Linked DNA regions of Homo sapiens: regions 2 and 3 are each linked to region 1. Evidence: read pairs that join two places in POLR2A ChIA-PET (ENCODE). Cell type or tissue: Panc1. All regions are shown on one strand. Region 1 overlaps TANC2 (tetratricopeptide repeat, ankyrin repeat and coiled-coil containing 2). Region 2 overlaps TANC2 (tetratricopeptide repeat, ankyrin repeat and coiled-coil containing 2). Region 3 overlaps TANC2 (tetratricopeptide repeat, ankyrin repeat and coiled-coil containing 2).

Region 1 (2,500 bases):
TGTCCATGTAAAGTCTTTAAGTGGACATATATTTTAATTTCTCTTTGGAAAACACATAGGTGTGTAATGGCTGAGTTATAAAGTTTATAATTTTAGCTTCATAAGAAATTGCCAGTTTCCAAAGTGACTGGTGACTTTATACTCTCCCAGGCTGTGCATGAGAGTTCCTGTTCCTCCATATTCTCGCCAACACTTGGCAGTGAGAGCCTTTTTAATTTTAGTTATACTAATAAATACACAGTGGTATCTCATTCTGGTTTTAATTTGCAGTTCTCCTGATAATGGTGTTGAACATCTTTTCACGTGTTTAGTGACCACTCTTACATCTTCTTTTGTGAACAACTGTTCAAATATTTCATCCATTTTAAAACTTCAGTTGTCATAATAAAATGGTGGTTGTTTCAAGCCAAAAAAAATTCAGTTGTCTTCTTGTTAATTAGTAGTAAGGGTTTATTTATTTTGGATCAAGGGTGTCAGGTATATGTACACTGATATTTTCTCCTATTTTATGGCTCCACTTTCCATTTTCTAAACACTGTATTTTGAAGAACAAAACTTTTAAATTTAGGTAAAGTCCAATTTTGCACATTTTTCTTTTATGACTCACATTTCTCATGTCCTATCCAAGAAATCTTTGCTTGCCCCAAGGTTGCAAAGATTCAGTCCTAGCTCTTACATTTAGGTCTAAATCTTTTTTTTTTTTTTTTTTTTTTGGCGGGGGAGACAGGGTCTCACTCCGTCGCCCAGGTAAGAGTGCAGTGGCACCAACATAGCTCACTGCAGCCTCAAACTACTGGGCTCCAGCAATCCTCTTGCCTTAGCCTCTTGAATAGCTGAGACTACAGGCACACAGCACTGCACCTGGCTAATTCTTAAATTTTTTCTAGAGACCGGATCTTGCTAGGTTGCCAGGGCTGGTCACAAACTCCTAGGTTTAAGCAATCCTTCAGCCTCAGCTAAATCTTAACTTTTGTGTATGGTATGAGGTAAGGGTCAATGTCCATTTCTCCACTTAATTTCCCTAACATTTTTATTTAAAAATAAGTCCTTTAACTTTATTATTCTTTTGTAAAATTGCTTTAAACTTCGTTATCCTTTTGAAAAATTGCTTTGGGTATTCTAGGTCATTTGCATGTTCGTATTAGTTTGCAAATGTCTACAAATAGTTTTTTTCTTTGGATTATGTTCACTCAATTTGGGGAAATTGCTATTTTACCAATATTGGATCTTATAATCCATAAACATGAGAAATCTGTTGGTTGTCTTTAATTGGTCTTAACAATGTTTATTTATAATTTTTAGTGTACAAGTCTTGATCAAATTTTGCTAAATTTATCTCTGATAATTTTATGATATTGGATGCTGTTGTAAATTAAATTGTTTTTGGATTTAATTTTCCAATGGTTCTTTGCTAGAATATAGCAATACCATTCATTTTTATATAGTGACCTCACTGACCTTCTCTTCTGAACACATTTATATATGTAATTACATTTATATAAATGCAATTATAGAAATCTATATTACAGGTATTTGTGTTTATATATTGCTCTGCTAACATACAAACATATTTATGTAATGTAAAAGTAGTTAGAGTAGGAGAGGGGAATCTCCGCATTTACTCTGGAATACTGACATATCAAAGCAGGTTACCAGGGGCTTTATTTACACCAAATTTGGTAGAAATAATGATGATATGCTAAGGAATTAATTAGCTCTAGCATCAGGTTTCTTAAACCAGAAACGGAGATGGACAAAGATTACATTCTCAATTCTTCAAGCATGTCCCTAAATGTATACAGAAACTTTCTTTAATGTTCGTAGGAGCAACAATTTGGGGGGGCAACACTTTGAAACTTTGTGTTTTCCAACTTAATTCCAGGAAACAGATTTCAAGTTTCTCCAAGTGGGGATAAAGGTAGGTGGAGTGGAGGTAGTATAAGGCTGTAAGAAAATGAGGGTAACAAAAGAGCTGTAAAACTAGAAGTACTGTAAAGAATTGAAAGAGTATACCAGAAAAGGGCTTTACCTCACCCTGCATAGCTTTACTGCCAAGAGATGACTAAGTCAAATCAATTAATGTGGAAAATTATGCATCACTAAGACATTAATAGATGCCAAAGTCATGTCAAAAATCTGCCTTCGTCACTGGCAGTGACAGCATGGCAGCTGTCATGAAGTTCATAAGGTACCAACAAAAGAGAATGGCACAAGTGGCTGTAGGGGAGGATGCTAAGGTGAAGGTGTTAACAACCCAGGCCAGTAAAAGAAAGAACTTGTAGAGTGGAATTATAGTAGCTATTGTTCCAGGTGAAATAGTGTTCTTGTCATTTTTACTACCATCGGTGCTATGCTATTGTTCTCATAAAGCATAAGGAAGCCAGTTACATCACTTAATTTTTTTATATGAATAAGTCTGATTATTATTAAAAAATTTATTTTGTGTATGTATGTTCAAGCATGGAAGTCATACATATTCTTAGAACAGTGTAATTATGTG
Region 2 (2,500 bases), 86 kb after region 1:
AGAATATTCTGGGAAATACTATAGTATTAGAAAACACTTAAGTCGTTGCTAGGGATTAGGTTGAGGGAGACAACTAATTACAAGGGGGCATGAGGGAACTTTTTATGGAAATAAGCTATATTTGATTTAGTGGTATTTAACATGACTATATATGTTTTAAAAATTCATGGTATGTACACTTAAAATGGCAAATTTTACTTATATAAATTAAATAAACCTGACTTTTAAAAAACCTAATTTGTAATAACATACTCACTGTACACTTATGATTTGTGAACTTTTCTAATTGGATATTTTATCTCCAAAGTACACTTTTAAAATAACAGCACAGGTGGTAGTCTGGTCCCTAAAACGACTGTAGGCATGTTAAACATAATACACACAATAACAATGCATAATTTCTCAAAGGTCTTTCATGTATGTCTGAAACAATGGGGTTTGGCCTAAATTATTCCTAATGTTCTTTCATGCAAAGATTTATACCACTCTGAGACTGCAATTATCTCACACATTCACATACTATTAAATATTAAAAAAAATTAAGCAGAGAAAGTTTAATAACTAATTAAAGATCATACAGTCAATCAGCAACAGAAGAAAATTAGAACCCAAATCCTTACCACGGTCTACAAAGCTCTACATGATCTGGCACCCACCTACTTAATTGTCTTACCTCCTCCCCTTCCAACTTCTCTGACTTCATCCCTTCCCACTTTCCCCCTCAATTCACACAGCACTTATCATTACCTGATATGACTTTCTTCTTTTATTTCTCTCACTCCTCCAGAATGAAAGTATCTTAACAGTAGGGACTTTCTCTCGTTTGTATATCACGTAACTCAGACTGATTGAGACATGGGTATTAGGGTAGCCCCTAGCTGGGCAGAGGGGCAAAGCTGACTCAGGCCTCCAGTCTTCTGTGGAGACTCAGCTCTGGCCCTTCCATCTGCCTGGAATGCTCTGTCCCAGGGTCTTCTTTCGGTGTTTTCGTCTCACAATCTCAGCACAGGAGGTACATCTTTACTTGCAGAGGCTTTAATGCCCTGACTAGAATCTCCAGTGCAGACTTGAACAGTAGTAATAGCAGACATGAGAAAATGAACAACTTTCAGCTTTTCAATAGTATGTCTGCATCAGTGAGATGCAAACAGAGAGGACTCCTAGTGAAATAAATTCTATGAATGAAATCTATATGGAAAAGCCTTCAAAAGGAGTGCTAATGTTATTCTGCAGGAGACAGAAATCATAGACAAGAGACAAACCATGAGTGTAAAGACTCTACAAAAGCCTTCGGTAACCGTTATTCCCTTCAGAGACATGGGAGAATTCAAAATGAAAAGAAACCCTTTGAACAATTTTAGAGCAGGACAGTATTTGATCTACAGTCACCTCCAAAACTTACATGAGATCTCACACCAAAGACAAACTTTATGACTGTAATCAGTGTGTAAATTTCTTCAAAAACAGCTCTTGCTTTATAGTGCACAAGAGAATATACACTGGGCAAAAACTCAACACAAAGACTGTGGGAACCTTTAGTAGGAGCGCTGATTTTACTGTGCACTGGAGCAGATATCCATGTTGGAGAAAACTCGACAACAGCACTGACTGGGAAAAAGCAGAAACTTTCACCTTACAATGGCTATACACACATGAGAGAAACACAACGAATGCGGTGAATTCAGGAAAGTCTTGAGCAGGAACTTTAATATTACTGAACATGTTTAGACACATTCTGGGAAGAAAGGCTATAAATGCAATGACTGGGAAGGTTTTCAGAAGTTATTCAACCTATGCCTATGGAAAAAGGTGAGGACATATAAAGGAGAGAAATCATATATGTAATGAATATGTTAGAAAAGCTTCAACAGTCCTTCTTGCCTTTAAAGATATGAAAAGTCACACTGGAAAGAAACCTTATGACTATATACCACATAGGAAGGCCTTTAGCCAAAAATTTTCTCTTGTTCTACACAAGAGAATTAATACAAGGAAACAAATCATATGACTGTTTAAAAAAATCAGTAAGGACATATATTTGAAAAATTTAATTAGGTTCCAATTCCAGGAAAGATGGAGTACGCATACCCTACCTCGTCTCTCTCATTGAATACAACTATAAACCCTGGAAAGAATGCATAGAGCTTAATTCTAGTTTCCCATCTGGCATGTAAGGAGCTTAGAAGTTTTCACTTCATCTAACATGTAAAAAACTAAACACGTTGAAAAATCAACAACTCTTCTTACATTCTTTAGAGAAGGGAAGTCACAATGTAAACTGCTGTGCCAAAGTTGGAGAGAGACAGGTGACTATAGAGAATGCAGAAACGCACAAGCAGCAACCTCAGTGGGAACCAATACAGAAGTAGGAAAACCTGAACTGTAGTTGATGAATTATTGGAGGCTCAGGCAGACAAGCCTGAGAAATCAAAATTCTGAGGGGACCCAGTTTCAGAGGGGCCCCAATCTTTTGTGAGTTTTATCTCCTGGAGCACTATGA
Region 3 (2,500 bases), 54 kb before region 1:
TTAGCTGGGCATGGTGGGACACACCTGTAATCCCAGCTACTCAGGAGGCTGAGGCATGAAAATCGCTTGAGGCTGAGACATGAAAATCACTTCAACCCAGAGGGCAGAGGTTGTAGTGAGCTGAGATCACACCAATACACTCCAGCCTGGGCAACAGAGTGAGATTCTTTCTCAAAAAAAAAAAAAAAAATACAAACAATCATTAGAGAATACTATAAAGACCTCTATGCAAATAAACTAGAAAATCTAGAAAAAATGGATAAATTCCTGGACACATACACCCTCCCAAGACTGAACCAGGAAGATGTTGAATCCCTGAATAGACCAATAACAAGTTCTGAAATTGAGGCAGTAATAAATAGCCTATAGTAATAAATAGCCTACCAACCAAAAAAAAAAAAAAAACCCAGGACCAGACGGATTTATAGCTGAATTCTATCAGAGGTATAAAGAGTTGCTGGTACTGTTTGTTCTGAAACTATTCCAAACAACTGAAAAGAAGGGACTCCTCCCTAACTCATTTTATGAGGCCAGCATCATTCTGATACCACAACCTGGCAGGGATACAACAAAAAAGAAAACTTCAGCCCAATATCCCTGATGCATATTGACGGAAAAATCCTCAAAAAATACTGGCAAACCAATCCAGCAGCACATCAAAAAACTTAGCTACGATCAAGTTGGCTTCATCCCTGGGGTGCAAGGCTGGTTCAACATACACAAATCCATAAACGTAATTCATCACACAAAGAGAAGGAAAGACAAAAACCACATGATCATTTCAATAGACGTAGAAAAGGCCTTCCATAAAATTCAACATCCCTTCATGTAGAAAACTCTCGATAAACTAGCTATTGATGGAACATATCTCAAAATAGTAAGAACCATTTATGCAAACCCATGGCCAATATCATAATGAATGGGGAAGAGCTGGAAGCATTTTCCTTGAAAACCGGCACAAGACAAGGATGCCCTCTCTCACTACTCCTATTCAACATAGTATTGGAAGCTCTGGCCAGGGCAATCAGGCAAGAGAAAGAAATAAAGCATATTCAAATAGGAAGAGAGGAAGTCAAACTGTCTGTGTGCAAATGACATGATCCTATATCTAGAAAATCCCATTATCTCAGCCCCAAAGCTTCTTAAGCTGATAAACAACTTCAGCAAGGTCTCAGGATATAAAATCAATGTGCAAAAATCACAAGCAGTCCTACACACTAACAACAGACAAGCAGAGAGCCAAATCATGAATAAACTCCCATTCAAAATTGCTACAAAGAGAATAAAATACCTAGGAACACCGCTAACAAGAGGAGTGAAGGACCTCTTCAAGGAGAACTACAAACCACTGCTCAAGGAAATGAGAGAAGACACAAACAAATGGAAAAACATTCCATGCTCATGGATAGGAAGAATCAACATTGTGAAAATAGCCATACTGCCCAAAGTAATTTATAGATTCAAACCCATTCCCATTAAACTATCACTGACATTCTTCAAAGAATTAGAAAAAACTACTTTAAAATTCATATGGAACCAACAAAGAGCCCGTATAGCCAAGGCAATCCTAAGCAAAAGGAACAAAGCTGGAGGCATCATGCTACCTGACTTCAAACTATAGTAGACGGCTACAGTAACCAAAACAGCATGGTACTAGTACAAAAACAGACACATAGACCATGGAACAGAATAGAGATCTCACAAATGAAGACCACACATCTACAATCATCTGATTTTTGACAAACCTAACAAAAACAAGTAATGGGGAAAGGCTTTCCTACTTAATAAATGGTGCTGGGGCTGGGCATGGTGGCTCACACCTGTAATCCTAGCACTTTGGGAGGCTGAGGCAGGAGGATCACTTGAGGTCAGGAGTTTGAGACCAGCCTGGCCAACACAGTGAAACCCGTCTCTACTAAAAATACAAAAATTAGCTGGGCATGGTGGTGCACACTTGTAATCCCAGCTACCTGGAAGGCTGAGGCAGGAGCATCGCTTGAATCCAGGAGGCGGAGGTTGCCGTGAGCCGAGATTGCAGCACTGCACTCCGGCCTGGGTGACAGAACAAAACTCTGTCTCAAAAAAAATAAATAAATGAAAAATAAATAAATAAATGGTGCTGGGAGAATTGGCTAGCCATATGCAGAAAACTAAAACTGGACCCCTTCCTTATACCTTATACAAAAATTAACAAGATGAATTAAAGACTTAAATGTAAAACCCAAAACAATAAAAACCCTAGAATAAAATCTAGGCAATACCATTCAAGACATAGGCATGGGTAAAGATTTCATGATGAAAACATCAAAAGCAATTGCAATAAAAGCCAAAATTAACAAATGGCATCTAATTAAACTAAAGAGCTTTTGCACAGCGAAAGAAACTATCATCAGAGTGAACTGACAACCTATAGAATGGGAGAAAGTTTTTGTAATCTATCCATCTGAAAAAAGATCTAATGTCCAGAATCTACAAGGAACTTAAGCAAATTTACAAAAAA

The links. Peaks named below come from ENCODE experiments on the same cell type or tissue, not always from the same donor. Only the 100,000 strongest peaks of a DNase experiment are listed, where the experiment ranks them.
Region 2: POLR2A ChIA-PET joins it to region 1 with 21 read pairs; 4 of 35 experiments call an interaction of 5 or more read pairs at or near these places.
Region 3: POLR2A ChIA-PET joins it to region 1 with 11 read pairs; 6 of 35 experiments call an interaction of 5 or more read pairs at or near these places.

Annotation. Positions count from the first base shown.
Region 1 is chr17:63,173,747-63,176,246 of GRCh38, reverse strand. All of the region lies in intron 5 of TANC2 (tetratricopeptide repeat, ankyrin repeat and coiled-coil containing 2), which reads right to left. Among named protein-coding and RNA genes, the nearest start is that of TANC2, 210 kb to the right of the region's middle. In Panc1, no CTCF peak of the experiment used is centred here; no DNase peak of the experiment used is centred here; H3K27ac peaks cover 620 bases.
Region 2 is chr17:63,087,657-63,090,156 of GRCh38, reverse strand. The region is part of intron 3 of TANC2 (tetratricopeptide repeat, ankyrin repeat and coiled-coil containing 2); the gene reads right to left. It also overlaps the pseudogene LOC100419888. Among named protein-coding and RNA genes, the nearest start is that of TANC2, 120 kb to the right of the region's middle. In Panc1, no CTCF peak of the experiment used is centred here; no DNase peak of the experiment used is centred here; H3K27ac peaks cover 719 bases.
Region 3 is chr17:63,227,461-63,229,960 of GRCh38, reverse strand. All of the region lies in intron 7 of TANC2 (tetratricopeptide repeat, ankyrin repeat and coiled-coil containing 2), which reads right to left. Among named protein-coding and RNA genes, the nearest start is that of CYB561, 220 kb to the left of the region's middle. In Panc1, no CTCF peak of the experiment used is centred here; no DNase peak of the experiment used is centred here.